Regions from separate parts of the Homo sapiens genome. Here region 2 is linked to region 1. A link is a loop called in an ENCODE intact Hi-C map of the cell type or tissue named here. Cell type or tissue: endothelial cell of umbilical vein. All regions are shown on one strand. Each heading gives the region's core, and the rest is flanking DNA. Links, peaks and the distances in the headings are about the cores only. Region 1 holds the start of LOC105374179 (a long non-coding RNA gene). Region 2 overlaps VEPH1 (ventricular zone expressed PH domain containing 1).

Region 1 (11,764 bases), core at 2,627-10,626:
AAAGTTCAGAAAATGAACATATTAAATGTAAGATATTTTAAGTAATTAAAACGGTAAAATATGGATTAAACAATAAGAGAAAGGAATAAGATACTATTAAAAGTACCTGAAATATTAAAAAAAGGAACCAAGTAAAAATTCTAGAAATGAAAATATAACCATTGAAATGAAAACTCAGTGTATGGGACAAACAGCAGGACACAGTTGGAGAAGGAATGAGTGAATTGGGTAACAAATCTAAGGAGATTCTGTAGAATGTAGTACAAAGAGATGAAAAGGTGAAAATATGAAAGATAGGATAAAACATATGGAAGGTAAGACGTGTAGAAGGTATTTCATTCAATTCCTAGGTATTTTACCCAAAAGAACTGAAAATATGTCACAAAGGAATTTGTACAATAATGTTTATAGTCACCTTACTAGCAATAGCCAAATACCAGAAATAATTAAAATGTCTATCTGCTGGAGAATGGATAAAGAGATTTTGGTATATTCATACAATGGAATTGTACTCAGCAGTAAAAAAGAATAAATTACTAATATACATAACCACATGGATGAATCTCAAAAACATTAAGTTAAGAGAAAGAAGCCAAACACAAAAAATTACATACTATATAATTCCATTTATGTATTTTTTTTATTTTTTTAATTTTGAGATGGAGTTTTACTTTGGCCAGGCTGGTCTCAAACTCCTGACCTCAGGTGATCCACCTGCCTCGGCCTCCCAAAGTGCTGGGATTACAGGCATGAGCCACCGTGCCCAGCCTCATTTATGTAACCTTACAGAATATGCCAGTCTAATCTATGTTGATTGCCTCTGTGGAGGGGCATGAGGAACTTTCTGAGATGAGTGTAATATTCTATATTTTGTTTTGGGTATTGATATCTTTGGCTTTTACAATTGTCAAAACTCATGAACTGAACATATGTAATATGAAATTATATTGTATGTAAACTATACCCTTCAAAAAAATTACAAAGTAAAAAGTAAAACAAAGAATAGAAACTTGTCTGGTGCAGTGGCTCACACCTGTAATCCCAGCACTTTGGGAGACTAAGGTGGGTGGATCGTTTGAGCCTAGGAGTTTGAGACCAGCCTGGGCAACATGGAGAAACCCCATCTCTACTAAAAATACAAAAATTAGTCATGTGTGCACGTGTGCCTATGGTTCCAGCCACTCAGGGGCTGAGGGAGGAGGATCACCTGAGCCTTGGGAGGTCGAGGCTGCAGGCTGCAGTTAGTCGTGATTGCGCCACTGCACTCCAGCCTGGGGGACAGAGTGTGATCCTGTCTCCAAAAAAAAAAAAAAAAAAAAAAGAAGAGAAACCAACTAAGGGAGACATGCCTGGAAAATGTAAAGAGCCCCTTAAAAATTGATGTGAAAAAAGAAACAACTTAAAAGAAGAATGTGCAAAAAAAATATAAAGAGGAATTTCAAAGGAGAGAAAATTTGTAGAGTCAATAAATACATGGAAAGGGGAAAGTAGCAGTAATCAGAGGAATACAGATTAAAACAATGCCACTTTGGCACCTATCAGATATAAAAAAAATTAAGTCTGAACCAAGTTCAAAATGCTGACAACAATGTAAACAATGGGCATTTCGATACACTGCAAGTGAGAGTTTAAATTGATAGAATCATTTTAGAGAATAACTTGGTAAATACTTGGTAAAGGTAAATTATGATCTAGCAATTCTACTCTCGTGTATACCCTAAGTCAGCAGTTCTGAGACTCTTTGGTCCCAGGAGCCTTTTAAACTTTAAAACATTTTTGAGGATACCAAAGAGCTTTTGGTTATGTGAGTTGTTTCTATTGATATTTACCATATTAGAAAATAAAATTGAGAAATTAAAAATACATTCATTAAGTCATTTAAAAGGCAGTAAGAAACTGATTACATATTAACATGAGTGATGTATTTTTATAAACTCATTATATTTTCCAAAACAAAAATTTTAGTGAGAAGAGTGGCATTATGTTACATTTCTGTAACTGTGCTTGGCTTAATACAAGACAGCTGGATTCTGTTTCTACATTCAGTCTATTGTGGTATACTGTTTTGATTGAAGTCCATAAAGAAAATAAAGATACACACAAATATTGATTTGGAAAAGAGAGGAGAATTTTAATGGCCTTTTCAGATAGTTGTGGCAATTCTTCTTTGATACTCTACCCAAAACTAACAAGTGGTAGTTTCTTAAATGTTAATTTGAAACCATATCAATGAATTTTTCATACTCTGTTAAATTAAAATGCATAGTTTATATTATACCGTGAGTGGATTTTTTACCCATGCATAATTTTGTAACATTTTGCATTGGTCATTTGGAAATTATTGGTTTACTGAATTACATAGATTTTCAAAATGTTGATACATTATACAATGTCAAAAATCACCACCCTTATCATTAGAGAAATCATGAAATATTGAGAAGCTGTAAGATATAAAAATCCAGGGTTGGATTCAAGTTTTCAAAATTTCTAATTTTTTTGAAAGCTCAAATTTTATCATCAACAACAATACAGTCAGCTTTCTTTGGAGTAGCAGGCTCACATCATTCACTTTTGAGAAAATGTCTGCCAAACCCCAAGAGTTTAATAATCATAGTCTCAATCATCCTCCTAAAAATAATGTTTAGTGAAAAAAGTAGTAGTTAATCTCACAACTCAATCACACAAATGCTTTTTCTTGAGATGACCATTGCACTTTGGCATGTAACAGAGTACTTTGTGCTGACTTCTTATTTTAATATAAAAAATATTAAATAGATGACTATGTAACAGTTGAAATTTAGTAAAATTAATATTCTTCAGTGATTTTTTTTAAAACCACAAGTGCATGGTGGTGAAGAATACAATGATTACTAGTATTGCTGGATGCTGCTGCCTTGATTCCTGCTAAGGTGCCAGCAGCATCAGTGCAAATGTTAACACGGTGAAAAAGATAAATGGTATTATTTTCTTCTTCTCATGAAAATGGTTTTGACCTCATGATTTGCTTGAAAGAGTCTTGGGCCCATGAGGGGTCTGTGGACCATACTTTGAGAATTGCTGACCAAATAACCATTTGACTTTGCACACAAAGAACCAGTATTTCCATAGCAACATTTTTTTTTTTTTGCCATTGCAAAGATTAGAAATAATCATCCCCTAGAAAGTGGATAAAAAATTGAATGATATTTGAACCTGAATCCGAATACCTAAAAACAATGGAATGATACAAAGGAATTATATACAGCACTGAAAATCAGTTAGACCTAGATGCAAACATGAGATGTGAAAACAGAACGATTCATGCTGTATGACACTACGTGAAGTTTAAATATATGCAAAACATACTATGTATTTTTAAAGCATAAAAATGGGTGGTAAGTGTGTATAGAAATATATTAGAATAATAATTAACAAATTCAGGATGGTAGTTACCTGTGTGAGATAGGGAAGGAATTACATTTGTGGAGGAGATACATAGAGGGCTTCAGATGCACATGTACTGCTTTATTTCATAGGCTGAGGGGTGGTTGTAAGGGGTTTATTATGTTATTTTCTATAGCTCTTTCTATTCTGAAGAATTTTGTAATAAACAGCAGCCTGTCTATAATCATATTCTTTCAAATACTTGCTTGTGAATTTAAGCAGTCATATAGATAAACTATTAGTATTGAAACTTTGGCATGTAGATATAAAGTCAGTGAATAACTTCACAGTAATGATGTAATTCTCCTTAATAACACACACACACACACACACACACACACACACACACACACAAATTCTGCTATAAAGGTCTCTTCATTTTCGTTACGTGCAATGCCTACTAAAACTCACTGTTTAAATGAAATGATGCTCCCAAGGCATCCATTCTCAATTACAGAAAGCATCTCTCAATACCCCTCTCAAGGTTGTAGGTCTGAGATTATTGTGTTGTGCCTCCACAGTGTTCCAGATCATCAATTTAGCCTCTGGATATTTTCAGCTTTCTCTGCCGACAGAGCTCTGTGTGCATCTGCTATTTTATTTATTTATTATTTTTGAGACAAAGTCTCACTCTGTTGCCCAGGCTGGAGTGATCAAGTGGCATGATCTCGGCTCACTGCAACCTCTACCTCCTGGGTTCAAGCAATTCTTCTGCCTCAGCCTCCCGAGTAGCTGGGATTACAGGTGCCCACGACCACACCCGGCTAATTTTTGTATTTTAGTAGAGAAGGGGTTTTGCCATGTTGGCCAGGGTGGTCTCAAACTCCTGACCTCAGGTGATCCACCCGCCTTGGCCTCCCAAAGTTCTGGGATTATAGGCATGAGCCATGGCGACTGGCCATGCTATTTAGTTTCATCTTCAGGAGGCTCTTTGCCCTCTTAAACTTTGTATCTGAAGTGGCCTTACTTTGCTCTGCTCCTGTCACTAGAACCCAGAAACCTCTGAACTTCCACGTATTTCCCCCGAGCCTGTCCTTTCTAGTGGTTTGAAATTTAAAACAAACTGGCTGGACTTCAGCTTAGTTAATGGTGGCAGAGAACAAAATAGACATAATTTTCATAATGACTTTTTCATTTTGGGGGACATCACATTTTTCACAGCAGCTTTTGGTTAAACAACAGAGGCAAAACCTTCACTACCTCCCTAACTTCCTGTTTTTCTGAAACTGATATCCTGCATTTGGAAATATATAAATAAATAATAGAGAATCCTGATTCCACTTGGATAAGCCTTGTTTGAAAGTTGAACAGTCTGTCCATTCCTCCACATTAAAATATATTCCTGACTCCATTGTGACTTACTGCACGCTGTCTGTTTGGGCCACATGGTTCTGAGCACCCACCCCAGTCACTTTTATTTTTTTCTATGTACTAGCATTGTACTAGTGGTTTTCCTGAGGAATGTTATTTTGAAACATTGTAACAATCAGTTTGTTTATAACAATCAGTCTGTTAACCCATGTTTTTTTTTTTAGTTCCTTGTTATTAGTTTAGTCTTCTGCAGTGCCCTTTGGCCCATCCCCTGGCCTTTCTACCCCTTCAAATTAGGCAGAAGGCATCCATTGCCTCAGAAAAAGGATGTTGAAAAGAAATCAGAAGTAACAGTAAACTGTAAGTTTCAAAAATCTATTCTGAAACTTACCTGTTAATACTTTGAGAAAAGTAAGATTAAGTCTCAAAGGTCAGGATTAAAATTTTTTGACTTTTATTTTTAGAGACAGGGTTCTGTTCTGTCACCCAGGCTATGGTGCAGTGGTACAGTCATTGCTTACTGCAACCTCAAATTCCTGGGCTAAAGTGATCTTCCCGCCTCAGCCTCCTGAGTAGCTGGAACTATAGGCAAGTGCCATTGTGTCTGGCTAATGGAAGTCAAAATTTCGAGGTTAAAAAATTCATAACTCTGGCTGGGCATGGTGGCTTACATTTGTAATCCCAGCACTTTGGGAGGCCAAGGTGGGAGGGTTGCTTGAGGCCAGAAGTTTGAGGCTGCAGTTAGTTAGAATTGTGCCACTTCACTCCAGCCTGGGCAACAGAGTAAGACCCCGTCTCTCTAAAAATAAAACGAAATAAAATAAAAAAATAAAAAAATTCATAACTCTGAAGAACTAGATTATGAATCTTGTGGCATAAATAATACATTTGGAAGAATACTTGTTGAGAAGAGAAACTAGAAAAAACCTGAATAAATGGAGAATATTCTGAGTTTGACTGAGTTTATCCTGAATCAATGAACACTGCTTTTTTTGCTCTCAAGTGAAATGGGATCCAGCACTCAAGCAATAAATTAATTAAAACATAAGGAAATAAAGAAAATTATATTATTTGTATGTTTGAATTTGTAACTAGGGTTTGCACCCTTACATATCCTTCTGAAACATGCTGTTGCACTTATGGAGAGATATTGAAGCTGTTGTTACTATATTACAGTGTTCTCTTTGTAAGGCCGATAGGAAAAAAATTCTTGGGTCTCATTGTTGAGAGAGCTTTTCTTCCTCTGGGCAACTGGTTTATTTTTAGCCTGGGGAAACTCTGACTCATGAATCTGATTGAATGCCTCCCTTAACTGGCTGCATGAAAGCATGGTGTCAACTCTGAACGCTGTCTTTTGCTGGGATCGAGTTTCATCTACTTACCTTATCCCAGTGACTATTCTTCTTCCCACTTTGTTTTCCTTTTGCCTTTATGTCTTTACTTACTCTCAATCTGTTTGGACTTCCTGGGAAGCAGACTCTGAGGCAGTGTTTAAGGCGCAGGATGCCTATTAAGGAGCACCTTGGGGACCAACACCTGCAGAAGGGAGTGGAGAGGAATCAGTAAGGGGCAGGTGGAGAAACTGAGCTTCAGTGTCGCCCCAGTGATAGTCTCAACTGACCATGTGGAGAGCTCTGCAGGTAGAATGGTCCCTCAGAGTTGTCTCAACTTGGGCCTGAATGTCCAGGTCTTTACACTCTCCCATTAACTGTTCACTAGATGTCAGGTGCCCCAGGCATGACCTTGGCCAGGAGGCAGTCCTTGAGGGGAATGGCAGCTGAAGGCTGTCTGCCAACAGCAGTCCCAGCAGCTGGGGCACCAGGTCCTTCAGTGAGGGATGTTGGTGATGCATCAGTGCCCACCATACTTACTTTAAAAAATCTAGTATATATTTCTACAAGAATTTGGAACAAAAACACCAATAAAATAAGTAATTAAAGTTAAGTGACTCTTGTTCTCATCCTTGCCCATTTATGTTGTCTCATCTTAAGTGTGATCCTGAGTCTTGGCATATGTCATTTCTCTTTTTTGACTGTGAGAGTGTGAAAGGCGAGGTCTAAAATATAAGAAAATTATATTCTTCCTTCAACATCCAGCATATCATCAACTCTTCAGTGGAGGTTTAGTTGACTCCCCAGGCAGAGCCAGCAGCCCCCTCCTCTGTCTCCATCATGCCCCCACATCACAGTGTTGTGATCTCCACACATCTGTTTCTTTCATGGGCAAGATGTCCCTCAAACCTGATCCCTTTTGAATGCTCCTTTTATCATGAATGGAGCTACCGCCAACCCACGGGTGCCGGGATTCTGGAGACAATTCCCGTCAATCACCAAGTCCTGCAATTTGCATTTCTAAAGTCTCTCTCTAACCCTCTATTTCTCTCCATTTCCAGTGCTGCTACTTTCTTTCAAGCTTTCGTTATACCTCTCACCTGGACTATTGTAATAGCCTTCTATTTTTCTCTCAGTTTCTATTATTGCTTTCTCAGCAAACCATTCTCTACACAGCAGGTAGAACCATCTTACGGAATTGCAGATCTAATCATACCATCCCTGTTTTAAACCCAACAGTAGCTCTCCCACAGCCTTCATGACTTGCCCACCTCCCAGCCTCACCACTCTCATCCACCACACTAGCCTGTTTTGGTTCCTCTAATGTGCTACATGCCTTTTCTCTCCAAGGTCTTCTCACATTCAGTTCTTCCTGGTCTGCTTTTCTTCTACCTCTCCCTTTGACTAGTAATTTCCTGTTCATCTTTCAGATCTCAGGCATATGTCTCTTTGTCCAGGAAGCTGTCCCTAACTTCCTAATTAGATCAGACCTCTCCTTTCACAATCTCATATCAGTTGTGCTTCTTTGTAGGATAGGTCGCATGGCAATTTCATAATTAAGATAATACTTTAACATTTTTCTCTTCTACTAGGATACGTATCCCACAAAGTTTGAGACATCTTGGTCACCTCAGCATTTCTAATGCCCAGCACAGGTCCTGCACATAGGAGATGTTTTATGTATGGATTTACTTATTAAATAAAATATACTTATTGTGTTGGTCCATTTGGGCTGCAATAACAAACTGTCTTAGATTGGGTAACTTATAAACAACAGAAATTTATTTCTCACAGTTCTGGAGGCCGAGAAGTCCAACATCAGGGTGCTGGTAGATTTGCTGTCTGGTGAGGGCTTGTTCCTCAGAGCTGGCGCCTTCTAGCTGTGTCTTCACGTTGGGAAGGACAAACAAGCTCCTTTTGGCCTCTTTTATAAGGGCACTAATCCCATTCATGAGGGCAGAACCCTCATTATCTAATCACCTCCTAGAGGCCCCACTTCTTAATACCACCACATTGGTATTGACATATACTACTACCTAATGGTTTTAACATATAAATTTGGGAAGGGGGGTCACAAACATTCAGATCATAACATTTATTTACTGAGTTTGTTAAAGGCATGGACAATTTATTTATCATTTTTGAGTCCCCATGCCCTAGTATATGTTGGATGCTCAGTAAATGGTCTCTCCTTTCCTTCCTTCCTTCCTTCTCTCTCTTTCTTTCTTCTTTCTTTCTTTCTCTTTCTTTCTCTTCTTTCTTTCTTTCTTTCCTTTCTTCTTTCCTTCTTTCTTTTCTTTCTCTTTCTTTCCTTTCCTTTCTTTCTTTCCTTCTCTCTTTCTTTCTCTCTCTTTTTCTCCTTTCTTCCCTTCCCTCCGTCCCTCCCTCCCTCCCTCCCTCCCTTCCTTCCTTCCTTCTTTCCTTCCTTCTTTCTCTTGCTATGTTGCCCAGGCTGGAGTGCAGTGGTTATTCACAGGCACAATCATACTGCACTATATCCTTGAACTACTGGGCTGAAGTGATCTTCCTACCTCAGCCTCCTGAGTAGCTAGGACTACAGGCATGTGCCACCATGCCTGGCTAATAAGTATTTGTTGAATGAATGTTTGAATCAAACTATGTAAAAGGTTGTCTTGGGGAAGAGGGAGCAGACATTATGTCTGGCTGCAGGAGGGAGAACCTGGACTAAAGGTTAGAAATGATGGAACGGCAGAATTTTTCAGAAAATAATTATATGGTATGAATAACCTAATGGGAATTATATTTGAACATTTCTATATTGTTGGGTTCTGAATGATCAGACGATTATGAATAATTTTTATAATTTTAGTAGTTTTTGGTATTTTCTGCAATAAACGTTTTCATAAACAGAAAAAATTTATTTTAAAAAGATGTGAACTGATGATAAATTAATGAGTTCTCTATCCCTAGAAGGGTTTGCGCGGTTGGGAATGCCACCTGCCAATGATGACAAGAAAGGGACTTCTCCATGGGGTGGAGAGGTTTGGCCTGGCAAGTGTTAAGATTCTTCCAACTCCAATAGCCTGTGATACTGTTAACTGAATGATAAATGCCAAATCTCCTTGCTTAGAAGAACTTGGCCTAGTTTATTTGGCTGCCTCACATTCTGCTAGTGGCTTCGTTACATTGGAACCTTACTGTGACACTATTGGCTACAGTGGAATTTGATTTGTATTTACCTGAGGATGGTACAACTGCAGGATTTCTGGAGATGACAGTATTATAGTGATAACAAAAACATGAATATATAGGTAAGAGTTGTTTATGTGGAAAATTACATGATATCCCTCCATGAAGAGTTTGGGGGAGTCGTGATGAAAATGTTCTCAAATCAACACATACCCTTAGTATTATGGTTAATTTTCCAAAACAGGCATTGCCAAACTGTGGTTTTGGCTAAATTTTAAAAATGGACCTTCTGATTTTTGTGTTTATGAGCTAGTTTGGCAAACAGAATCATTGTTTCTCTCTCTTAAGAGAAATGACATTTAGACTATTTCCTCATATAGCAATAGCTCTGAATTAAGAGGGAACAGAACACTCCCAAAGGAAATCTGGTGTATAGAAGTGGATCTCCGTTAAGAATAGTGGAACACACATAAGAGTTTCTTCTGATTACATGAAGTGCCAGCAGAGAGAGAGAGAGAGGAGAGGGGGAGAGGGAGAGAGAGAGAGAGAGAGAGAGAGAGAGAGAGAGAGAGAGAGAGAGAGAGAGGACAGATATAAATAGAATATAAGATAATGAAGTAATAGGATTGATTTCTACAAAGCACATGTGAAAACAATAGTTCTGTTGTCATAATACCTGTGTGATAGTAAATGTGTGTTTATATATATGTGTGTGTGTGTCTTATAGATATTCTACTTAATGTTAGTGAAATGGTAGTTAAAAATAAAACAAGGCAAAGAATAATTCTAGAATAATTCAAAAATGGAAAAATTAGAATTTACTTTTATTAGCACCCACTCCCCCTTAATTTCCAGTGTGGTCTCATGGAGCACTGTTATTCCTAGGCATGCATTAGCCTACCATGTGTTTGAATACTTTACATTTTTACATTATTTGAAAATTTTATAACTCTTCTAGATTCTCAGTACCAAAATGAATTCTAATCCTTTTATTGCTTGAAAGACAGAAAAAATGCATTTTTAAATTTGATGTAAGATTTTCAAAGATTTGTCCATAAAGTCATAAATAAGCTATGTAAACACAATGCATCTGATTATCATTTTATAGAAAGTTCAAAGATTTCCATCCCCCCTGCTCTCAGAAAGTTTTTCTTTGAAGCAGACAAATTCAATAGTACTGGGGTGCAGGGGCAAGGGGCATGAGAAGAATGTTCTTGTGGAATGTCCTCTGCCAAGGCTGGGGTTCTCATGGCGGGACCCGGGAGCTAAGGTTATCATCAGAGCTGGTTGCCTGTTGTGCTTAGCACGTGGCTATAGGGCCTTGCATAACCAGGGACTAGAAGGACATTTATGAGGAGGTGTACCTGTTTCATCAAAGAACATTTAACAGAACCCCCCGCCCCCCCGCCGCCACTTCGCCTAGGCAAGTACCTGTAAAAATCAAGCCATAAGGGTGGTCTTGCTCTTCTGAAGTTCGTGCAACCCTCTGCCCATTCCACTCACTCTGCTCTGTGCCTTTCTCTGCTCTTCCCTGCTTCTCCAACTTCCGACTTGACTCTAGGCCTTGCCTTTCTACTCCTGTCTTTGGTATGGTTGACTTTGAAGGTGTCATCTGAAAATGCTCCTCCTACTTGATCTGGAATTCCTCCTCAGACACCATTCTAAGTTCACCTCTAGGGTCCCCAATCTGTGATAGTGGGTAAAAGACATATCATATTTTTATGGTTTTGGGTTTTATATTTAAATCTTTAATCCATCTTTGGTTAATTGTTGTATATGGGGTAAGGAAGGGGTCCAGTTTCAATTTTCTGCATGTGGCTAGCCAGTTATCCCAGCACAATTTATTGAATAGGGAATCCTTTGTCCATTGCTTGTTTTTGTCAGGTTAGTTGAAGATCAGATAGTTGTAGGCGTGCGGTCTTATTTCTGGGTTCTCTATTTGGCTCTGTTGGTCTATGTGTCTGTTTTTGTACAACTATCATACTGTTTTGGTTACTGTATCCCTGTAGTATAGTTTGAAGTCAGGTAGCATGATGCTGCCAGCTTTGTTCTTTTTGCTTAGGATTGCCTTGGCTATTTAAAATCTTTTTTGGTTACATATGAATTTTAAAATAGTTTTCTTTAGTTGCGAGAATGTCAGCAGCAGTTTAATAGGAATAGCATTGAATCTACAAATTGCTTTGGGCAGTATGGCCATTTTCATGATATTGATTTTTCCTATCCATGAGCATGGAATGTTTTTCCATTTGTTTGTGTCATTTCTGGTTTCTTTGAACAGTGGTTTGTAGCTCTCCTTGTAGAGATCTTTTATCTCCCTAGCTAGCTGTATTCCTAGGTATTTTATTCTTTTTGTGGCAATTGTGAATGGGAGTTTGTTCCTGATTTGGCTCTTGGCTTGACTGTTGAATGCTAGTAATTTTTGCACATTGATTTTGTATCCTGATACTTTGCTGAAGGTGTTTGTCAGCTTAAGAATCTATTGGGATGAGACTATGGGGTTTTCTAGGCACTATCATTTAGGACATAGGCACAGGCAAAGATTTCATGAT
Region 2 (11,764 bases), core at 1,266-9,265, 87 kb after region 1:
CATGCCTTGTGGCCAAGACTCTGCTTTACGATTCAACCAAACCTCACTTCACTTACTAAATCTAGCACCAGGAATGAAAGACAGGGAGAGCGGGATATATTTGAGAAATTGGATTTAACTCTTCTTCCAACAGAAGATGACTGCAGAGGACCGCAGGACACCTCTGGCCAGGGCAATAGCCTAGCATAGCACAGTAAATTTGCACTGAGAGAGAATTACACTTCTTGCAGCTCTTTCATGGTTTGTGTATGTTCAATGATAATCAGGCAAATAAATAATAAGATAAATAGAAATATGGTTGTACTTGCAGATTTGAATAACAATGGTCTGTTCTTTAAGGTCTGAAACTTTATCAACATTGTTCTGAGAGCTGAGAGCACACTTCCATTGTACATAAGCTTTATTATCACAGGACAAGGTCAGCTCAGCCCACAGTACAGGGGCTAATAGGAAACACCATGCTGCTACACAACCTGGGCTCAAATTTCAGGTCTATCTCAGGTCTGCCAGTTATGTGATCTTAAGCAAATTTTGTTTTCTATATTTCAGTTTCCACTTTCACAATTTGGGAATAGTAATATGTACCTTACAGGGTCAAATAAAACATTTAAAATACTGCCCAGTACATGGTGCTTGCGGCTACTGCTGGCATAGAAGGGTTAACCCAGACCATTCCATAATTACACTAATTGTATGTGTTTATTTGTGGAGGATATGCTGCATATTAAGTATGGAGTTTATCACAGAATATGTAGTCATATATTTAAAACAAATTCTTATTGCAGTAAAATACATGTAACATAAAATTTACCATTTTGACCATTTTAAAGTGTACAGTTCAGTGGCAGTAAGTACATTTATGATGTTGTACACCTATCACCACTATCTAGTTCTAGAACTTTTCCATCACCCTAAATGGAACCCCCACATCTGTTAAGCAATTATTCTTCATTTCCCCTCCTCCTAGCTCTTGGCAACCAAAAATCTGCATTTTGTCTCTATAGATTTGCCTATTCTGGATATTTTATATAAATGGAATCATATAATGAGTGGCCTTCTGTGTCTGGCTTCTTTCACTTATTATGATGTTTTCAAGGTTCATCCATGTTGTAGCATGCATCAGTATTTCATTTTTTTTGCATGGCTAAATAACATTCCATCATATGAATATACTACATTTCATTTGCCTCCTCATTCATTCATGGACAATTGAGTTGTTTCTACCTTTTGGTCATTGTGAATAGTGCAGCTATGAACATTCAAGTACATGTTTTGGTTTGAACACTTGTTTTCAATTCTTTGGAGTATATTCCTAAGAGTGGAATTGTTGGGTGGCATGGCAATTCTGTGTTCAACTTGTAAGGAATGGTCATATATTTTAAAATAATTATTTCCTTATTCTTACAATGTCCAAACTTAAAAATAAAACTGTCATATTAATTATGAAGGAGGTGAATCTGAAGAGTGACATTTGCCATCACTTTTCCAGTCACCTGATTGTACACACAGATGAGGAGCAGTGCTTACAAACAATACTCAAATCAGGATCATTTCTGATTGGGTGGCTGACTGCTTACAATTACAGAAAAGTGTTATTGTGGCAATGCTGTTCATATTTTTGGATTGATTTCAATGTTGTTTCTGATATTTCCAGGAATTTGGCCAGTAATACTTCCCAAAGTAGGAATAATGAAAAATATAAATTATGAAACTAACTGAAAATTGAACTTATCTTTAAATGACTATATTGATACTTTTAGTTCTCCAGTGAATTTTTGGTATTCCCTAGGAAGAATGCACCTTCCAATAAGTGATGAGTGTCACTCAGTTCTGGGATGAGGAATGTTTTGCAGTGCTTATCCGATCACAAAATCCGCCAGGGGAAGTTCACTCGGAAGACCTCAACTTTTTCCTACCAGGTACTCTTGATGGTTGCCAAATACAAGTTAGATGTCCAAACATTAAGAATACAAAGTAGTCAATGTCAACATGATCAGAAAGGAATCTGGGATATTTTCAGAGGAGTTAGCACAGTTTCTAGACATGAAAGTAATTTTGGAATTTACATGAATTTTAAATCAAATACACACACATACCTCTCTATATATTTGCATGACACTAATGTAGTTGATTTCTGGCAACAATACAGAGCCACTTTGTGGTCACACTGAGTCAGTGGAAGCCCATATGGTAGAAATAAACACTTGGCTCTTCCAAGCACAGATTTATCAAAAGTTGTACAGAGGCAAATAAGGCAGGCAAGCCGTGATCCCCTGCAGGTACCATTCCATGTGCTACCAATTACTTTGCAACTCTGCAAAATGCATAACAGTAACCAGATATAGGGCACAGAAAATTTTAGGAAATTCTATTAATAAACTCCACTAAAATGGGTCCGTTTACATTTTTTTTTCCCCAGAGGAAGGAAGGATAAGCCTAAGATCATGTATATGTGAGTCACCCATTGCATTGCTCTCTCTGGTTGGCAGTTCTGAACTAAGACCTTCTGGGCTGGCCACCATCAGGCATCAGAAGAACACTCATGGGAGAGTTATATGTATTTACCAGGAGGTTTATTATGTCCGATATGTTGGTGCAGGGTATATAGGACCTCCACATAGTGTATATCAACTCCACGTAGTGTGTATCAAACTCATTGACGCTCCTGTTAGAAGTGGCCTTTAGCAACTACTAACTAAGCCTGACTTTCCTAAGATGCCAACCGTCTATTCCCTGTTGACTTCATGATCATGTGGCTGACATGAGAAAGTTAGGGGGCATTTTATTTCAGTCACTGCTGCTAAATGAGGTGTTACTGAATAGAAAGCAACTAATTTTGTGCAGCCAATTCTCGGGATATACCATGAATTTGAAAGCCAATTTTAGAAAATAATTCTAGTCTTAAGGAAATTCAGTTCTTCAGGCTACAGGTAAGACTGGAAGCCTCTGAGGAAGGCATTTTCATGTGGCTAATTGTACTCTTAGAGTACAAGTTCTGAAAAATGTTACAGATTACTTGTCATTAATGCAGCTGCTGTAACAACATGAACAGCCATTAAGCTTGAGGAAGGTTGATTTCATTTGTTATCCTGCACTGGGGAAATGTCTACCAGCATCACCATCATTAACAAATACTCTGAGGACTTACCAAGGATGAGACATTGGGCTGAGTGTTAAAACTATAAAAAGATTCAGAGTTTTACAGCTTAAAAAAGAGATGTCAGAAGTATATGAATATTTAAAAAGAGCAATCCATGATCAAGTGCCAAATGAGAAGTACTGGGAATCACGGGGGTGTAGAAAGTAAGAAATAGGCTAGCCCTGATGAATGCTAGGCCTAGATAAATAAAATAGCGGGCACCTAGAGGAGCAAGAGTTTGGGTAAAGGCATGGAGGTGGGGATGAGAATGGCATGTCCGAGAAGGCAGTGTGGGATAAAGAAGCAGTGGCAAGATCATAGAGCCAGGGCCAAGTCCTGATTCTGCCTTCTACTGGCCATATTACCTTGGACAGGTTATTCGCCTTTCTATTTTCTCATTCATAAAATGAGGACAGTGCTAACTACACTACAGACTTGTCACCAGGATTAAATAAAATAATTTGTTCACCTTTTTAAAATTATCTATCACCTTCATCAATATTATAATGCTCAGAGTCAATGAAATTATCTCCAAAAAGCTGCTGTCAAAAAGCCCAAAGTGTGTTGGCACTGGGAAATTGGGAGGTGTTTTTTTCTTTGACATTCTCAAATACAGTAGACCACTGGGCAACATAGTAGGACCACATCTCTATGAAAAAAAAAAAAATGCTGGGTGTAGTGGCCTGTGCTTGTAGTTCCAGCTACTTTGGGGGCTGCGGTGGGAGGATGGCTTGAGCCTGAGGGTTGGGGCTTCAGTGAGCCGTGTTTGCATCACTGCACTCCAGCCTGGGCAACAAGGAGGCCCTATCTCAAAAACAAAGAACAAAAAACAACTCCCCACAAGAAGGAAAGGAATGTGCATGGGATAAGGAAATGCAAATACAGAAAACTGAGACAGGAAAGGAGAACAACAAAGAGAGGGAGAAGACAGGAAGATTTATTATGAAGAAAGGTAGTCAAATCAAAGGAAAGACAATCATGGAATAGTGGTAGTAAAAACCCAAGAAGACCAAATGTTTTCCCCTTTGAATACAGCATATAGGATCTGAATATAAATAGTGTCTAGTGTGGGACAGAAGAAGGAATAGAGTACAAAAAGTGTCCATCTCTACAAAAAAGAAATCAGTCAACTATGCGTACTTTTTTTTTCTCATCAATTCTCCAAATATTCTGCTGGGAAAAAGATGGGAGTTATTGGCTCCGAGTTAGTGAAGCCTCTTATATGTGACTCCAGTGACCCTTGAAGTTTGCATCTGTTACAATCAAGCACACCATTTCCTAACACACTGCCTTTGTTTGCTGGACTCATGCAGGGCGGTGGAGTGAGTCACTACATAGCCCACTAGGCACCATGGCTACCAGCCTCCCTCTGCCTGCTGTTTCCTTCCTGGACCGAGACCCTGACATGCAAATCAGCATCGTAGAATCCTCCTTCTGGCATTTCTTGTCTTCTCATTTTCTACTCCTTCCTTACATGATAGCTCCTCATCAATGAGTACTAAGAGTGACTGAAAATACTGCGAATATTTCCTTTGGGTCTTAGAAAGCAGGCTAGAGGGAAAGGGTTTCAGAATAGCTTAATAGCAGTAAAAGCAGTGAATGTTAAACTGCTAGTTATTGTTGGCACTATTCTTGTCTAAGTCGTCTGAATACCAATATATTTACAGTTAGAGTTAGGGCCCCTTTCCCCCAAAACCAATTACTTTGAGTTTTACAGATGAGCTAAGGGTGCCAACTCAGACAGTGACTGCATCAGATTATAACCTAGCATTACTGAGGAACCATTTGCTGCCCCTCCAATGATGCTTAGAAGACCTCAGCAGAACTGGATAAAATGCTTCCTATATGGCACCTCTCTTGGACCACAATGGTATTACCTGGGCACTGCTTACCGCTAGTTCAGTGAACACTCTTGCATCTGCTTCACTCTGCCCAACATTGTGTTGATTCATCTCTGTCTGCTGTCTTCTTCTCCATTCCCCTAAGCGTATACCTTTTATTTCCTTTATTATCATTTAAGTGGGGTTTTATTGCTAGTAGAGATAAACATGTTCAATCAGCTATGTTTACCAGAAGTCTCGCATGGAGGATCAGAAACCCCTACACTCCATCTAACACAAAACTCCAGGTGAATGTGGAAAAATATAATCTAGAGCAAGGGTTGATAAACTACTGTCCATGGGCAAAGTCTGACTCACTGCTTGCTTGTTTAAACAAAGTTTTATTGGAACACAGTCATAGCCATCCATTTATGAATTATCTATAGTTGTTTTCCTACTACAATGGCAGAATTGAGCAGCTTCAACAGAGACCACACAAACTGTCCAAAAATATTTACTACTTGGACTTTTATATGGGAAGTTTGCCAGCCTCTGCTCTAGAACGTAATTTGATTAACAGTGAATAATATTGTAAGACATAATATAAACATTTTTCTGTATTTTAAACTTGTTTGAAAAATGCTAAAATTTTTGGAATTATTACGCTTAGTTTTAGTGTCAAAGGAAATGCCATAGGCATTTTATATATTTATATATGTATATAAATTTATGTATTTATATATAAAGAAATATATTTTACCAAGAAATGGCAAAAGAATATCCTTTTAAATAAAGGTATTAATCTAGATATCAAATATAGCAGTGCGATAAATGTTACTTATAAAGAGAAATCTGGCATTTCTTTACATATTAAATTAAGAAAATGTTAGTTAACATGACTGTTGTTTCCAGTGTTTCAACAAAAATATTTAATTTAAAAGGTTATCCTGATAAAATTTTGTAGCAAAGGCAGCTATAATTGAACATAGCTAGCTTAGATCTTTAAACTGTACTTCTAAACTATTGCACATTTTTCAAACCTAAATTTTCACCATCATGATTAAAAAGTGAAGCATCTTTGAAAAAATAATCTTGCTCCATAAGGTCAAAATATTTTCCAACACAGAAAAAAATTCTGGAAGGAAATACATATCATTTCTAAAAGTGGTAAAATGATAAGATTAAGGATGACTTTCTTTAGTTTTTTTCCTATTTTCCAATATTTTACAGGGAACATTATACTTTTATAATCGGGGAAAAATACCTTCACTAGAATTTTTTTCCACCAGGAAATGGATTAGAATTGAGCTGTGCTGTTATAATAGATTCAATTAGCCTTTCAACTGTCACCAAGTTATTATTGCAGTGGGCTAGCCTTCTGAGGGATAAAATGATCAACTAAGTTTATTTTATACATAAAAAGATTTTAGGTGATAGCCTCAGAGATGTAAAATACTCAGAAAATAAGAATTGTGTCTGAAGATCATTGGATATAGAAAAATTGGCAGTTAATTTTTTTTTCTTCAGTTACCACTCTGGTTTGAAGAATAATATGAAATAGCACCTCCCCAGAATAGTTATTATGTTCTGGGGAGGTCTTTACCAGGTCCATTCCTCAACCAGGGCTTTCCTAGATATGGGTGGGCTGGAGGTGGAAGCAGTGGGGACAAGTTACGTATCATCCTTCCTCCTGATATTTTTCTACAGATAAAAATGAATGTGCAATTAATGTCTATGATAAATAGTTCCTATAATGTGAATGCTGATTCAATTTAGGAGTAAATGTACTAAGAGCTTTTAGAAGAAAGTCATATTTTTTTGGATGCTTCCCTCATTTAATCCTCAAATATGCAACAAATTAGCCATTATTATAGATTCAAAGGTTAAATCTGTAAACCAAGGCCTTGTCTACTGGAGTCCATGTTCCAAACCACCCCTCCTGATGGACTGACTCCTGCACTTCTCTACCTTTATGAATAACTGTAATAAGCTAATTTATTTAAAACATTGAATATTGCTAGCTTAGATCTTTAAATTGTACTTCTAAACTATTCCACATTTTTCAAACCTAAATTTTCCCCATCATGATTAAAAGGTGAAGCATCTTGGAAATCAATTTTCACTAATTCTATGTTTTCTTCAATGTATCAAATGTTTGAAAATACCATGCATGTACTCCCAGCAAATGGTTAACATCTTAACTATTCTGTTTCTTTTTCAATGCTGAGATTCAGATATCATTTATTTGTGGCAGTCTCTGTGGGTTTTCAAACTTTTATATTGCATCATAAGACAATTAACTTTTCCTAATAAGGGCTGTCACCCTAACTATAAGTAAAAAGTCACATGCAATATTAAAGTCCACAGAAAGATTGTGATTCAGTCACAAGCTCAAGACTGCACATTGATGGTATGGACATCTCTATTAAGTCAGGTGCTGGGCAGACTTGTCCCTTGCTCCTCATTTGTTGATTCATTTGTGAATTCACTGAACTGCACTGCACTGTGTTGAGCACTTGCTTTGTGCCTAGTGCTGTGCCAGACACTAGGCATCAAGAAGGTTCAGAGCCTACAGTGATATTGCAAGGATATTGACTCAGAACCTTGGTGCTGACTGCTTCTATTCTCAGTTATTGTGGTTAGGGTTCTCCACTCTAGTTCTGGCCCTGGGACTCCAACCCACCCTCTGCACACTCTGAGTAGGTATCCCATGAGGTATGTGAGATAACTGGGTTATTTAAGCCAGACTCCTAAAAGTGGAGGTTATTGGAAAACCAAACAAGGCATCTCAAATTCAGGCTCCAAGGGCTGTTTCTGTCCCACCTGGACCTGAGACCCCCACGGCCTGAGAATATTGTTCTAGTGCCCTGGGCTTCTGCTTGTCTAGCATTTTAGGGGACAAGGAAATATTCTGCAAAGGTCATTTATCTGTGAAAGCAGTGACTTATGACATGGGAAGGCCTCTGCTGGCTGCAGGGGTTGGCCCTGGCCAGATTTGTTGCTGCATGGATTTCTGTGCCCTGGTCAGCCATCCACCAAAGGTGGCAATCCTGTTCCTCACCCTGTGCTGTTGTTGCCAAGCACTGGGCCCTGCACTGGACAAGTAGGGCAAAGGTAGCTGAGGGCTCCACTGCTCTTATGATATTGACCCATTCACTGGGGACACCTCAACCTCACACTTCCCTTTGTACTCTCCCGTGTCTCTAAATCCTCATCTGTCTGGAGAACATCAGACCCTTGTGTCTGGAGGAAAGTGATAGAGGGTGGGAACACAAAGGAATGCACTGCTAATATAAATTATTTCAGGCTTCTGCTCAAGAAGGTCGGGTGGCGAGGTTGTAGAATTTATATTGAAAAAGAGAAGGGGAATTCTTCTTAGACCCCTTGACTCACTGATTGTGCCTAAACCCCTTCACTGTTTTATGGTTGTGGTATTCCAAGCCAGCCTTACCTAAAGTGAAAGAGTCAAGTGTCCTGCTCACATCTTTCTGCATGAAACTTGCCCACAACCAGCTGATTCCGTGTCAAGATATTTTTATTTATATTTAATTTGTTATTACATCTGAGATGGAAGGAAAGCAGTATGACTAAAACCAGAAAAAGATTCTTTTTCCTTCGAAAGTCAGTAAGGTCGAAATCATATCCAAGATGGCCAAATAGGAACAGCTCCAGTCTACAGCTCCCAGCGTGAGCGACGCAGAAGACGGGTGATTTCTGCATTTCCAACTGAGGTACCAGGTTCATCTCACTGGGGCTTGTCAGACAGTGGATGCAGGACAGTGGGTGCAGCCCACTGAGTGTGAGCCAAAGCAGGGTGAGTCATCACCTCACCCGGGAAGTGCAAGGGGTCAGGGAATTCCCTTTCCTAGGCAAGGGAAGCTGTGACAGACGGCACCTGGAAAATCGGGTCATGCCCACCCTAATACTGCACTTTTCCAACAGTCTTAGCAAACGGCACACCAGGAGATTATATCCCGCACCTGGCTCAGAGGGTCCCATGCCCATGGAGCCTCGCTCATTGCTAGCACAGCAGTCTGAGATCAAACTGCAAGGCAGCAGTGAGGCTGGGGGAATCAATGGCCTGCCATTGATGAGGCTTGAGTAGGTAAACAAAGCGGCCAGGAAGCTCAAACTGGGTGGAGCCCACTGCAGCTCAAGAAGGCCTACCTGCCTCTGTAGACTCCACCTCTGGAGGCAGGGCATAGCTGAACAAAAGGGAGCAGAAACTTCTGCAAACTTAAATGTCCCTGTCTGACAGCTTTGAAGAGAGTAGTGGTTCTCCCAGCACGGAGTTTGAGATCTGAGAATGGTCAGACTGCCTCCTCAAGTGGATCCCTGACCCCTGAGTAGCCTAACTGGAAGGCACCCCCCAGTAGGGGCAGACTGACAGCTCACACGGCCGGGTACCCCTCTGAGACGAAGCTTCCAGAGGAACATTCAGGCAGCAACATTTGCTGTTCAGCAATATTCGTTGTTCTGCAGCCTCTGCTGCTGATACCTAGACAAACAGGGTCTGGGGTGGACCTCCAGCAAACTCCAACAGACCTGCAGCTGAGAGTCCTGACTGTTAGAAGGAAAACTAACAAACAGGAAGGACATCCACACCAAAACCCCGTCTGTACATCACCATCATCAAAGACCAAAGGTAGATAAAACCACAAAGATGGGGAAAAAAACAGAGCAGAAAAGCTGAAAATTCTAAAAATCAGAGAGCCTCTCCCCCTCCAAAGGAACACAGCTCCTCACCAGCAATGGAACAAAGCTGGATGGAGAATGACTTTGACGAGTTGAGAGAAGAAGGCTTCAGATGATCAAACTTCTCCGAGCTAAAGGAGGAAGCTCAAACCCATAGCAAAGAAGCTAAAAACCTTGAAAAAAGATTAGACGAAGGGCCAACTAGAATAACCAGTGTAGAGAAGTCCTTAAATGACTTGATGGAGCTGAAAACCATGGCATGAGAACTATATGACGAATGCACAAGCTTCAGTAGCCGATTCAATCAACTGGAAGAAAGGGTATCAGTGATTGAAGATCAAATCAATGGAACGAAGTGACAAGAGAAGTTTAGAGAAAAAAGGGTAAAAAGAAACAAACAAAGCCTCCAAGAAATATGGGACTATGTGAAACGACCAAATCTATGTCTGATTGGTGTACCTGAAAGTGACGGGGAGAATGGAACCAAGTTGGAAAACACTCTTCAGGATATTATCCAGGAGAACTTCCCCAACCTAACAAGGCAGGCCAACATTCAAATTCAGGAAATACAGAGAACGTGACAAAGATACTCCTCGAGAAGAGCAACTCCAAGACACATAATTGTCAGATTCACCAAAGTTGAAATGAAGGAAAAAATGTTAAGGGCAGCCAGAGAGAAAGGTCGGGTTACCCACAAAGGGAAGCCCATCAGACTAACAGCTGATCTCTCGGCAGAAACTCTACAAGCCAGAAGAGAGTGGGGGCCAATATTCAACATTCTTAAAGAAAAGAATTTTCAACCCAGAATTTCATATCCAGCCAAACTAAACTTCATAAGTGAAGGAGAAATAAAATCCTTTACAGACAAGCAAATGCTGAGAGATTTTGTCACCACCAGGCCTGCCCTACAAGAGCTCCTGAAGGAAGCACTAAACCTGGAAACAAACAACTGCTACCAGCCACTGCAAAAACATGCCAAATTGTAAAGACCATCGAGGCTAGGAAGAAACTGCATCAACTAACGAGCAAAATAACCAGCTAACATCATAATGACAGGATCAAATTCACACATAACAATACTAACCTTAAATGTAAATGGGCTAAATGTTCCAATTAAAAGACACAGACTGGCAAATTGGATAAAGAGTCAAGACCCATCAGTGTGCTGTATTCAGGAAGCACATCTCATGTGCAGAGACACACATAGGCTCAAAATAAAGGGATGGAGGAAGATCTACCAAGCAAATGGAAAACAAAAAAAAGGCAGGGGTTGCAATCCTAGTCTCTGATAAAACAGACTTTAAACCAACAAAGATCAAAAGAGACAAAGGAGGCCATTACATAATGCTAAAGGGATCAATTCAACAAGAAGAGCTAACTATCCTAAATATACATGCATCCAATACATGAGCACTCAGGTTCATAAAGCAAGTCCTGAGTGACCTACAAATAGACTTAGACTCCCACACAATAATAATGGGACACTTTAACACTCCACTGTCAACATTAGACAGATAAACGAGACAGAAAGTTAACAAGGATATCCAAGAATTGAACTCAGCTCTGCACCAAGTGGACTAATAGACATCTACAGAATTCTCCACCCCAAATCCAACAGAATATACATTCTTCTCAGAACCACATCACACTTATTCCAAAATTGACCACATAGTTGGAAGTAAAGCACTCCTCAGCAAATGTAAAAGAACAGAAATTATAACAAACTGTCTCTCAGACCACAGTGCAATCAAACTGGAACTCAGGATTATGAAACTCACTAAAAACCACTCAACTTCATGGAAACTGAACAACCTGCTCCTGAATGACTACTGGGTACACAACGAAATGAAGGCAGAAATAAAGATGTTTTTTGAAACCAATGAGAACAAAGACATGACATACCAGAATCTCTGGGACACATTTAAAGCAGTGTGCAGAGGGAAATTTACAGCACGAAATGCCCACAAGAGAAAGCAGGAAAGATCTAAAATTGACACCCTAACATCACAATTAAAAGAACTAGAGAAGCAAGAGCAAATACATTCAAAACCTAGCAGAAGGCAAGAAATAACTAAGATCAGAGCAGAACTGAAGGAGATAGAGACACAAA

Evidence for each region. Hi-C counts contacts between places; a loop is a spot of excess contacts. Peaks named below come from ENCODE experiments on the same cell type or tissue, not always from the same donor. Only the 100,000 strongest peaks of a DNase experiment are listed, where the experiment ranks them.
Region 2: it touches region 1 in a loop (4-fold over the local background); 2 of 110 quality-filtered maps call a loop at or near these places.

Annotation. Positions count from the first base shown.
Region 1 is chr3:157,242,752-157,254,515 of GRCh38, forward strand. All of the region lies in intron 3 of LOC101928236 (a long non-coding RNA gene), which reads left to right. LOC105374179 (a long non-coding RNA gene) reads right to left here and starts at 8,299. Exons shown (of 3, transcript XR_007096142.1): 1 at 7,858-8,299; 2 at 6,180-6,270. RefSeq lists an enhancer at 4,415-10,347. In endothelial cell of umbilical vein, for the core only: no CTCF peak of the experiment used is centred there; DNase peaks (open chromatin) are centred at 4,810 and 6,010; H3K27ac peaks cover 1,832 bases.
Region 2 is chr3:157,331,445-157,343,208 of GRCh38, forward strand. All of the region lies in intron 9 of VEPH1 (ventricular zone expressed PH domain containing 1), which reads right to left. It overlaps LOC101928236 (a long non-coding RNA gene), which reads left to right. Exons shown (of 10, transcript XR_007096141.1): 7 at 1-1,919. Among named protein-coding and RNA genes, the nearest start is that of PTX3, 100 kb to the right of the region's middle. In endothelial cell of umbilical vein, for the core only: no CTCF peak of the experiment used is centred there; DNase peaks (open chromatin) are centred at 4,477 and 5,267; H3K27ac peaks cover 2,354 bases.